2 separate regions of the Homo sapiens genome follow, and region 1 is linked to region 2. A link is a contact called in ENCODE Hi-C data. All regions are on one chromosome and are shown on one strand. Each heading gives the region's core, a stretch centred on a gene start or an enhancer-like site at or near the end of the contact. The rest is flanking DNA. Distances are from core to core; before and after follow the strand shown.

Evidence for each region. Hi-C counts contacts between places; a loop is a spot of excess contacts on that map. Pooled maps may share reads with other maps.
Region 1: a map of IMR-90 shows a loop between it and region 2 (7-fold over the local background). The contact joins the promoter of CHST13 here to the enhancer-like site in region 2. A Hi-C loop is called at or near these places in 2 of 168 maps with a recorded cell type or tissue (HCT116 and IMR-90) and 11 of 50 pooled maps.

What each region holds. Positions count from the first base shown.
Region 1 is chr3:126,519,680-126,525,926 of GRCh38, reverse strand. It overlaps CHST13 (carbohydrate sulfotransferase 13), which reads right to left and starts at 1,772. Exons shown (of 3, transcript NM_152889.3): 1 at 1,498-1,772. The coding sequence starts at 1,594. RefSeq lists enhancers at 385-885, 886-1,386, 1,447-1,947, 1,948-2,448 and a silencer at 5,215-5,414.
Region 2 is chr3:126,128,012-126,133,512 of GRCh38, reverse strand. ALDH1L1 (aldehyde dehydrogenase 1 family member L1) reads left to right here. Exons shown (of 23, transcript NM_012190.4): 13 at 1,979-2,129; 14 at 3,220-3,290. Among named protein-coding and RNA genes, the nearest start is that of ALDH1L1-AS1, 47 kb to the right of the region's middle. RefSeq lists enhancers at 858-1,675, 3,807-4,577. Within about 2 kb of position 3,797, at least 3 of the 41 ENCODE cell types and tissues checked have a DNase peak (open chromatin) inside an H3K27ac peak, as active enhancers do.

The sequences.
Region 1 (6,247 bases), core at 523-3,022, 390 kb before region 2:
GGAGAGGGAGGGAGGTCAGAAGGAACAAAGCCCAGAAGGTGACTAGTACCTTGGTTTGTTTCTCATCCCTCAAACCTGGGTAGAGTAGGTGACAGGAGAGAGGTGTCCCACGGAGACATGGGGACGCAGACACTCCATGCAGTCACTCAAAGATGTATGCTCCTTTGCAGACACTCCCCGGGACCCAGGCACTCAGGTGTCCTCTAACATCCCACGCTGAGCCCTGAGGGGCCAGTAGCCACCAAGTTCTGCCCTGTCTTAGTACTGGGTAAACATCTGTCTACTGAATGACTCGGTGGACAGAGGCTGTGGCAGCCACAGACACTGAGTCCACACCCCAGACTGCCAGGAGATTGTCTGCTCAACACCACCAGACAGCTCACAGAAGGGGTTGTGGGGGTGCTGGAAAGAGACACCCCAGCCCTATCCCATGGGCTTGGGGAGGCATCCAGGTCTGACCTGCTGTGTCTGGACACACAAGGGGCAAGGGGCAGTGTGAGGGTCAGGGGGAGTGGGCAGAGGCCTCCCCAGGCCCTGATATCCTCAAGTCTTGGGCCACTCCCACCCCCACTGCCCAACATCCCCGCCCACCCTGGACCTAGTTACTTACTCCCTGGGACTGTGTCTGCCAGGTTCCAAGGGTGGGGCCCAGGATTCTCAGAGCCCACACTGGGGGTGGGGAGGCGGACTGAGTCGTCCCACCCAGCACGCATACCACATACAAGGAAAGGCAAACAGCCCTGAGGTCAGGAGACCCGGGCGCTGGCTGGGCCCCTCCAGTCCCAAGTAGATTGTATAGCCAGCACGTTGCCACCACACCTGTCTCCCCACTCTCTGGCCCGCTTCAGATTGTGTGAAATGGGTTGATGGGAGGCTTCACATGAGCTGAGGAGAGACTCAGAGCAAAGACTCAGCACCGGTGGAGCCCAGGGCACTCAGCTCTGCGGAGTCATGACTAACTGCCTCAGTTTCCCCAGCCAGACCACGAGTGGGTGCACAGGAGTCCCAAGCCCTACCCAGTGTGGATTTCAGGGTGGAGCAGGGAGTGGCACCCACTGCACAGTAGGACAACCAAGGGACCGGACCGAGTGGCCCAAGCTTCCCCTCCTATGCGCATGCGCCCAGCAGCGCTCATGTCCAGGGGCCGTGGGGTGCGCAGGGGAAGGGGGTGAAGGTAAGGGAGATGGCCTTCCCGGATTGGCCAATTGTCCTCTACCCCCCACAACTGACCCCGGTCTCCAGGCACCGGCTGTGGGACTCAAAACAGTCACCGCTCTGGGAGTGGGGAGGTAACTCCGGAGGAGGAGCAAGAGCCTTTGCTCGCGGGGGCGTCTAGAGCCTTTCTGTGCCTCACCAGCGCCCCTGCCCGCCACCCCTAGCCCCAGCCAGGAAGGAGACAACAGGTGTCCCCCGCGCTGTCGAGGGGTCAGGCCGCGGTGGAAAGCGCGAGGAGCCAGGTTTGGTTGGGGGTGCGCGGCTCGGCCGGCGGGCACTCACCCGGGCGCAGGGAGCGGGGCGCGGCGCATAGGAGCAGGAGCGCGGCGCCCAGACAGGCGGCCGCCAGCACGCGCCGCCGGCAGCAGCGCCTCCCCATGCTGTGCCGGGCGCGCGGCGGAGGACAGTCCGCTGGATACGGCTGGGGGCGGAGTTGCACTGGCCCAGGACCCGGCCCCGGCAGCGCAGCGCCTACCAAGACGCGCGGCGCGGCGCAGGGCAGGGGAGCACGGCAGCTGGACCCCAGCCCCACCAGCCCCTGCGAGTCGCTGGGGACTGAGGAGGCGGGACACGGTGGGGCCGCAAGCCCGCTCCTCTTTTCGTGCCCCCACCCTCACCCAATGGAATGGGGCCGAAGTCCAGGGCGCTAGGGCGGAGACTGATTGGGGAAGCCCCTCGCCTCTGGGCCCCGCCCCTAGGGTTTGCCCAGGGGTGCCATTATCCACCCAAGGCCAAGAGGCATTGTCGCGGTGGCGTGCCCCACCCCGGGCGGTGTCCCCTTGCCTTTTTGCTGCCTTAGATGCCAGGGGCCCAAGGGCTGATCTGGGATGAACCAAGGAGCCTAGTAGAGCGTTGCCCTGTCCATGGCTCTCCGGGACCCCCGCCCTCAGTAAGAGGCCTAAGAGTGTCCCTCCCTCCCCGACCCAAGGCTACCCTGCAGCCTTGCTTTCCTCCAGGGTCTCCAGGTCCTGCCTGAATCTAGCTCATGCAGGTGGCACTAGCCTTTGCACAGAGAGGTAGGGTCTCAGCTTACATCCCCCGGGGAATGGAGCTTGTGCCTCATCGTGTCACCCACAACTTCTCTGGGCACCACGTGAGCTCTGAGGACTTGCCAGGGACTGTGTGTGTGTGTGTGTGTGTGTGTGTGTGTGTGTGTGTTGGGGGGTGGAGGGGGCGAGGTGAGAGTAAAGTCCAGCCTTTGAAAGACACACACATCCAGCTAGCCCTGTGGGCAGGAGCCCACGTCTAACCGCAGGGTCTTGCTGCCCAGAAGTCAGGCTAGCAGGGAACGGGAGGGTGCAGCTGGCACTGGGTGCGCGGATGAGTGCGTTGGAAACAACATTTAGCAGTGTGAGTGCATGGGATAGGGTACTACATTACACTGTAGGTTTTTTTTGGAGTTTTTTGTATAAATGTAAGGGACACAAGTGCAGGTTTGTTACATGGAGATATGCAGTGGTGAGGTCTGGGCTTTCCGTGTAACCATCACCTAAATAATGTCCATTGTACCCATTAAGTAATTCCTCATCCCTCCCACCTCGCTCACTCTCCTACCCTTCCAAGTCTCCAGTGTCTATTATTCCACACTCGAAGCTCCAGTTGTTAAACTGTTCTTGAAAAATGTGGTGACTCCAAACCCACCTGGTGCCGCTTACTGCTGTGGGAGATTAGGAAATTAACTGCACCTCTCTGTTTCCCATTTTCCTGTACGGGGGGATAATCCTAAACCTCAGTGCTGTGAAGATTAAATGAGATACAGGAAATGTTTGCAACAGTGTCTGGCACTCAGTGAGTGCCAGGTAAGTATTTGATATTAGTAATTAATTTGTTTATGGTTACTGCCTGTTTCTGGCAAGTGGCTGGTTTCTGTTAAAGTGGTGAAATAAAAATTTCTCCCTACTATATTTATTTAAGTTGTGGAAGATCTATTTAAGGAAGAATATTAAGCAAATAATAGTTCTGCTGGTTTTGAGATACAGCTTTAAATGGTGATGATGTTCTCAAAGGACAGGGGTGGGAGTCCAGACTCACAGTAAGCTAGAAGCTTCTTATCATGACTTTTCTGGCCTTGGGGAACCTCTAGCCCACCCCCAGACTGGCCCAGGACCCAGGGATTCCAGGTCATCTGCATTCCCTGCCGGACCTAACTCGCATCCAAAGGTGCCTTCCAAATTTCCCCAGACCGGCATTCCCTGGCCTCACTGCCAGCCTGGAATCCTCAGCGCGCTTTGCCCTTATATGCTGCCACCTGGTGGCCAAAGTTGGGAATAACATCTCAGCCCTTCATCCGGAGATGTCCCTGGAAATGGGGTCCCTGGAGAAAGGAAGAGATGGTCTTGGGTCTTGGGGTGGGAGGGTGCAGATGCCTGGCTAGACGCCCGGGGCCTAGGGAGCTTCCCTGCGAAGACGCCCTCTCCCAGGGACTCGCATTCATTCATTCATTCGACAGATACAGAACACCCACTCCGTGCTGAGGCCTGGGTGGAGAGGGTGAGACCCATGCAGTGTCTGCCCTCACAGCATTTCCATTACAGATTGGAAGCACGGAAAATCAGGATAGAGAGATAGAGCGGTGAATGCTGCTGTGAAGAAAACACAGCGGGTACCAGGATGAAAAGTGTGTCCGGTGCAAGGAGGGTGCCGGGGCAGGCCTGGGGGAGGTGGCATTGGAGCAGAGATGTGACTCCAGGGAGCAGAAGCCAGCAGGTACCATTGCAAAGGCCCTGAGGTGATGTTCCAGTTGCTGTTGCTAGGTAACAAACTGCCCTAAAATTTGGCCGCTTAAGACAACCATTTAAATTTTGCTCACAATTTTGTGTATTGGGAATTGGGGCATGGGCTTGGCTGAGTGCTCATGGGAGTCTCAGGCTGCCACAGTCAGAAGGCAGCTGGCACTGCATCACTGGGAGGCTCACCCAGGCCCAGTGTCCCACTGGCTCACACTGGCAGGTGGTGTCCGTCTGGAAGCTCTGCTGGGCAGCGATCCAAGGATCCCCTCAGGGCACCCTTCATTCTGGGGGCCTCCTGGGGCACCCTCCAGCCCTCGGGGCACCCTCTGGCCTGGGGTCCTCCTGGGGGCAGCCTCCATTCTGGGGGTCTCCTTGGGCCACCCTCTGGCCTCCAGACATCCTCGGGGCACCCTCCAGCCTGGGGCCCGGTGTGCTGCTCCCACAGAGCCTGGCTGTGTGGCCATTTTCTGACCTGGCCTGGGGCTGCCTTTTGTTGGTTACCCAAAGATCGCTGAGGCTGGACCAGACTCAGGAGTGGGGCCACACCCACCAGCAGTGCCCAGGAATTTGCGGGCATGTTTTAGAACCACCACCGCCTGTCCCAGGAATAGCAGGGAGGTTCTGGAGTGGGCGAGAGTGAATGGGTGAAGTCAGAGAGGCAGACAGGGAGTCCAGATCCCATGGGTGGGTTTTTCTAAGCACAGAGGGAAGCCGTCCCTGAAGAACAGTTGAATCACAGATGGCACCTCTGCTGCTCTGTGGGAGGCAGGGAGGAGGTGGAGGCCAGGAGAGGAGCCAGAGCTGTCTCTGTGAGAGATGATGCTTTTTTTTTTTTCATGGAGGAAACCGTTAGAAAAATAATACTTCATCTTGTCTGGCACGTATTCTGTGCAAGGCACTATTCTAAGCCCTTCATGTGTGTTATCTCATGTGATCCTCAGATGCATCCTATGAGGTATATAATAGACTTTCATTTTACAGATGAGGAAACTGAGGCAATGAGAGGCTCAGTAACTTACCCAAGGACACAGCTAGAGAGTGATGTAGCCAGGGTTGTTTGAAACTAGCAGTCTGCCATATTTAACTTCTGTGAGATCTTCATTCTCTCTCTCTTTTTTTTTTTTTTTTTTTTTTTGATCTTTTGCCTAGACTGGAGTGAAGTGGCACAGTCTCGGCTCACTGCAACCTCCGCCTCCTGGGTACAAGGAATTCTCCTGCCTCAGCCTCTCGAGTAGCCAGATTACAGGTGCCCACCACCATGCCCGGCTAATTTTGTCTTTTTAGTAGAGACGGGGTTTTGCCATATTGCCCAAGCTGGTCTTGCACTCCTGACCTCAGGTTATCCTCCCGCCTCAGCCTCCCAAAATGCTGGGATTACAGGCATGAGCCACCGCGTCCAGCCAAGATCTTTGTGCTTTTAAATAGTTAGGCAATGTTTGTTTGCTTTTAATTAAACTATTCTGGGGTCACTAGATTTGTGTGCAGTTGTAAGGAAGAAAGATCCCATGTCCCCTTTACCCACTTTCCCCCAGTGCTAAGATCTTGCAGAACCACACTGCAGTAGCCCAGTGGGGATGTGACATGGACGCCATCCACACGACTTCTGCACAATGTTCACCTTTTCACAAATTGGTTGCTGATGTTTAAAACTCAGGAGATTTCAGAAAACCTGCTGGATTTCTGGCTGCTCTTGAGCCATGAGACGTGGGGCGTCCTGTGCAGTGGGCCCTGAGACCAGGTCTTGGTGCAGTTTGTTAAGGGTCTGTCTGTTGGGGAGTGCATAGTGAGCTGGGCAGGGGAAGCAACTGACCGAGGTACAATCTCCCCACCCTGAGGGGCAAGGGACCTGGGTGCTTAGGGGCTGTTCCCTGGGCAGGTGGGGAGGGGCTGCTAATTCTCCATCCCTTCCAGCTGCCCTCTGAGTGGGAAGAAGACACTCAGGGTCACCAGAAGACACCCTTGAGAAGACAGCCGAAGGTGCTGGCCGCTGGCGTCCAGGCTGCACAACTTCTGTCTTGTGCACTCTGTTCCCAGGGCCTGCAACAGCACCTGTCATAAGAAGGATTGAGTGTGGGATGCTTAAGCCTGAGCACCTTTCTGCATGCTCTGTCCCAGGTGGCCCTGGCTGGTGAGGAGCAGAGATGCCACAGGCCCAGTATGAGAACAAACCTTGTCCTTCTTCATTCACACAACACAACACAACACGCCCCAGTCACCAAAGTACATGTGGGCTTTTTCCAGCAGCCAGCTTTTCAGCTGGGTGTCTCCTCCAGCTAGGTGTCCCAGTCAGCTCAACTCTGACA
Region 2 (5,501 bases), core at 2,548-5,047:
ACACAGGTGGAATTATCTAGAAATGTGGGGGATTCAAAGGATTGGGGCTGATGAAGGAGAAGGATGTGAGCAGGGGAGGCATGGCACACCACAAGCTTTAGTGGGCTGCAGGTTGGGTAGGGTTGCAGGAGACGAGCAGTGAGACTGTCCCAAGGCTGCCGTGTGGGCTTCCATGTCCAGGTGACAACACACAGTGATGCAGTGGGAGCCTCTGGGTCTGAGGGCTGCCAAGGGCAGTAGCAGCTTTCACCTTATCACCCCAAGGCCCTGTTTTATCAATGGGCAACAACTGCTGGTTGAGGTTCCTCTGGGTATGCAAAGCAGCGGGCCCTAAGTGGCTAAAAACGTACCTGTTTGGGCTACTTTAAGCCTAACTGGGAGTGGGAAAATTTGAGTTTGGTGCCAGCAGGCTTTGGAGCAAATGGGTCTCATTTATATAACAAAGAGGCAGCTCCTGTCTTCGCAGCTGGGGAGCCTAGTCCTCTATCGGCCGCTAGGTGATGTTTTCACTATTTGCTGTACAAAATCGGTTTTTCTCAGGAACCGATTTACGCATGGGCTCTCCTTGCCCAGGGTGGCCTCGCTCAGTTGGTTTTATGCAGCAAACCTGAGCTGAGTGCTTCCCAGTGCTGTGCTGGAGCTGGGCGCTGCAGAGAGCAGGGAACCAGACAGCGCCCTGCCTCCTGCAGCCTGGATTCCAGTGGGCAGGCAAATCGTGATGAAATTATCATCTACCTGAATGTCTGTTACAAACTGTAGTGGTGGGGGAGTGAAGAAAGGCAGAGGAGGCTATCAGAGGATGTGACAGGGAGCTCTGATCAGTCAGAACATGGTTGGGGATTTGGGTCGGCTTCCCATTGAGTCCGTGTCTGAAACAAGTACAGAAGGCTAAGAGGAGAAACAGGAGTGTGGAAAGGGGGCCCAGACATGCAACACAGCCCCTAAAAGCCAAGGCAGGAGGCCTGACTGACCTGAGCACCTGGAAGAGGCCGATGTGAGGAGGAGGAGGGAGGCAGAGGAGCTGGGGTCTTGTGGCCCCAGAATGAAATGGAAATGGCCAGGAGCTGCTTGGCCAGGCACAGAGTTGCAGATGCATCCTGAGTGGCGTGGACAGCTGTCACGGGTCCTGGTGGGTGTAGGCAGGTGAGGACCGGAGCAGGCCTGGGGTGCGTGTGGGCTTCATGGTGCCTGGGTGCAGAGGGGAGCAGTGTGGGAAACGGCTGGCAGGCTTTGGTCCCACACTTGCCTCTGGGCCCGAGCTGCCCTGTCTCCAAGGCTGAGTTTGCTCTGGGCCTGTGGTCTCCACTTTCCCTGTCCACCCTCCCCCTAGGGGATGAGAGGGGCACCCTCATAACTCCCAGGCTGCCCACAGCTGCACATCCGTCAGAATCAAGGGAGGGCAACCCGACCTCGGCATGCTCAGGCTGAAGCCAGTCTGTGTAAACGCGTCAGCCCCCACGTTGCTCCCTAGTCAGCCCTTCTGTGATGGGGATGGGGCCACCTCTCCATCTCTGGAGATGCCAGGCTCAGGAGCATGCCCCCACCATCCTGGACTGAACAGTTGGTTTATTGGTGCTGGAAAGACAGATGGACTTTCTCCTGGTTCAAGCTTTCCGAAGACAGGAAGGGCAGCCTCTTGGGCCATGACCCCTTTGCTGTCTGCAGCAAGTGGGTGAATGCCTCTGCAGGATAATTTCGGAGGAATAGGATAAAGTAGTGGATCCACAAATACTTCAGGAAGGAAGCGAGGGAAGATCGAGGAAAGGAGAGAGGGACAGAGGGTGTCATCCTCACAGCTATCCGGTGGAGTAAACGGTGCTGGCCCATTGCATGGATCAGAAACGGAGGTCCGCACATCTGAGAGTGGCAGAACTGGGGTAGAGGGCAGGACCCCAGCTCCTTGAAGAAGGGCCTTGTGAGGGCAGATGAGGCCGTGCCAGGCCTGAGCCCACCTCCCGCTTCCCCTCACCCTGGTCAGGTTGGCAGATCTCATGGAGCAGCACCAGGAGGAGCTGGCCACCATTGAGGCCCTGGATGCGGGTGCCGTCTACACGCTGGCCCTGAAGACCCACGTGGGCATGTCCATCCAGACCTTCCGCTACTTTGCTGGCTGGTGTGACAAGATCCAGGTGGGGCCCAGGCTCCCACCCAGTGTGAGCACATGCAGACTGGCCCAGCCATATAGGAGAACTCCAAGGGCAGCACAGTCATCTGCATGCTGCGCAGCAAATGACCACAACTGGTGGCTTGGAATGACACCTGTTTATTAGCTTGTGGTCCTGCAGGTGGGAATTCCAGGCAGGCTGGGCTGGGTTCCATGCCAAGGTCTCACAAGGCCAAAGCTAAGGCGCTGGCTGGACTGGGCCTTATCTGGAGACTCTGGGACAGAACCTGCATCCAGACGAGTTCGGGTGTTGACAGAGTTCAGTTCCGTGTGGATGCAGGGCTGAGGCCGCAGGTCCTTCCTGGCTGCAGGTCCCTGCTCAGGGCACTGTATCTCCCAGCGGCAGCAGGTCACTCTCGGGCTTGGGATCCCTGTGACACTGTCTTCTGCCTGCTTTTCTGGGGGCTCCTGCAGTTATTCTGGGCTCATGGGCACTATGTCCCCACCTTAGGGTCAACAGGGACAGTCAACACCTCATAGGAGGGAGTGTCACCATATCTTCAGGCTCCCGCCATCAGTTGTGGAACTTGGGGGCCATTTGTAGAGGCTCCCTGGGGAGGTCCACCTCTGCAGGACTCATGGCGTCTCTGCCAGATCAGATCTGGGCTCCATGGTTCCTCCTCTCCACCAGGGCATGACAGCGACAAGGGAGGTGGGCTGCCTGGTGCCCGCCCCTACTCCGCAGCTGTGTAGCTTCTGGCTGCAGCTGGACCCCCCAAGGCCTGGGCCTTCTACATGTGCTCAACTGCTTAGAGCTGTGGGGAGGGGGACACCCGGCCCTGCCCCCACCCTCACCCTTTCTTGCTCGAATGTCAAAGCTAGAGGCTTTGCTGGTACCAGGACCAGCTTCCACCCAAGGGCTCTGCCTGCCAGGCTCAGAGTGGAGCAAACACCTTGCCCCTCTGGCTGCCCCCCTGCCTGTCTCTCAAGCCTCAGGTCACACCTAAGCTGGTCGCTTTGACTTCCTCCTGGAGACCCTGGTGGAGACTTGCTGCCTAGAGGGGAAGGGGTGTGGACCCTGGGCCCCTGGGTGACTGCCCCTGTTCCTCTTCCAGGGCTCCACCATCCCCATCAACCAGGCCAGACCCAACCGCAACCTGACCTTGACCAGGAAGGAGCCTGTTGGGTGAGTTCCTGCCCAGGGCGAGGTGCAGCCTCGCGGTGCTTTCCATGCAGTACACGGAACTGTAGCACAGCCTGCGGGAGCTCACAGCACCCTGTGCGTGCATTTATCAAACAGCCATCCATGTGCTTCTTGAGCACCTGCTCCATGCCAGGCATTGTTGTAAGGACTTGAGGACAATTGTATTTAATCTCCCAGTAACACTGGATCAGTCAGGTCCACGGTGGGAAACAAGAGTAAACCCAAAAAATGTCCAAAATGGGTATGGTGGTCAGTGTTCATAAAGATGAGGAACTCCTGCACAGCACTGAGGAACAGGAAATATAGAACAAAGGAGGAACAGGCAGAGGACGAGAGCTGCTCAGCAGGAGGAGTTCGGACCCCGCTGGATGCCAAGCATGTAGGCGCCGGGAAATGAACCTGGCGTGAGGCACCTCACCTCGCCACCCAGTGGCCCCAGGGCAGGAGTAGGGAGAAGGGCTTGGAACACAGCCACCGGGCTCTGGGTTTTCCCTGCTAGAGGAAACTGGGCAGTGACCTCTCGAGGCCATACATCCTGATTTGGCCCCAGTCCTGGTGAGTTACTCACACGCGTGCCTGAGGAGGCTTACCCAAGAGTGCATGGCCACTGTGCTAGGCCGGTGACAGCAAACACCAGAGCAGCAGGTGCTGGTGCAGCCCTGATCCATGATCTGCACTGAGGATGCGCCTGCAACTGGACCTAGAGAGCCCCAGCCCTGGGTCCACCCTCACTGCGCCTGCACGCGGTGCCACAGGAGAGCCTGGCCAGGGTGACCTGGGAGCAGGGCCCAGCTGGCATGAGCACCACAGTCATTCCCACCTGCTCTGTGCCCCTTGCAGGGTAGGGGACCTCACAGCTGTGGGCATGGCCAAAGGCCCCTCAGCTCCACCTGAATGTTGGAGTATTTGCAAGGAGAACGTGCTCCAATGTCCCTGTGTCACTGACAGCTCATGCAGATGAACAACCAACTCCTCAAGCACGGGCTGGAGGAGGCTCCTGTGGGAAAGTGGGCTGTGGACCCTTAGAGCCCCAGAGAGGAGCCAGGCTGCAGGTGGAGGCATCGCCTCCAGGGTCCCCACAGAGGACATCGGGCAAGGTCTGCACATGGTTTTGGTTGTCCCATCAGAGGGGGTGATAGAGTACAGCCCCCCACAACAAAGAACTGCCCCGCCCCAAATGTCAGTAGTGTGGGAGCCAAGAAACCCTGCTATGGGGCAGTGGTCAGAGACCTTTGTCGTGCTTTGAAAGGGGCTGGGCTGGGCTGGGCAGGGCAGGGCGGGTCGTGGCCCACCTGGGGCCACAGTTCAGAGCCACACTTGGGTCTTTGAGGCTGCCCACCCCTCCCAGCTGCCAGCATGGGGTTGGGGGGTGTCCACCCCCATCAGACTGAGGAGGAAACAGACACTGTGTCACCCAGAAGCATCCCTATGTCACCCTGTGAGGCTGGCCTTGGACCCAGGACTCTGGGCGCCTGGTCAGCACCCCAGTGTGAACACATCCTGCCCTGGGGCCTGGTCCCAGCAGCTCACACAGACCAGGGCTCGCCCAAAGGCAGGTAGGCAGGGCCACTGCTGACCATGCACCTGGTGGGCCGTGATTCTGGAACTAATGGTCTCTGCCTGGCAGGGAGGCCGCCAGGGCCTCTGGGCTTCACCCCTCCCCACCTTCACAGGGGACCTCGCCTCAGTGGGAATGTTCTGGAGCCGGAACCCAAGGTTGGAATCCCAGCTCCTCCCCTTTCTAGGGCAAGCTCCCAGCCTGTCTGTACTCAGTCTCCCCAACTGTCAAATGGTAATAAAACAGTCCTGTCCTCACTGAGTTGTTTGGATGGGTGAGCATCAGGTGTCTAGGGCACAGCATGCTGTGAAGGAGTTAGGAGGGCCAGGTGAAGGAGCCATGCAGGGCCGGGCCTCCTGGGTAATGGGACTAAGAGGAGAATTCTGTATGTGGTTCTGAGAAGGAGCAGAGTCCAGCTCTTTTGGATGTTTGTGTTAGGAAATTTACTAGAGACCATGTCACTGCTCCACTCGGAATCCTCGGGTGGCTTCCCAGTGCCCTTGACATGGAATCAAACTTCTCGCTTGGCCATGCAATCCGGGCCTGGTATCCTGGCCCCCTCCCCAGTCCACTGTGGTTGGCTGTGCTGGCCTCACGGATCCCAGGCCCTCCACCCTCATGCCCCACTGAGCACT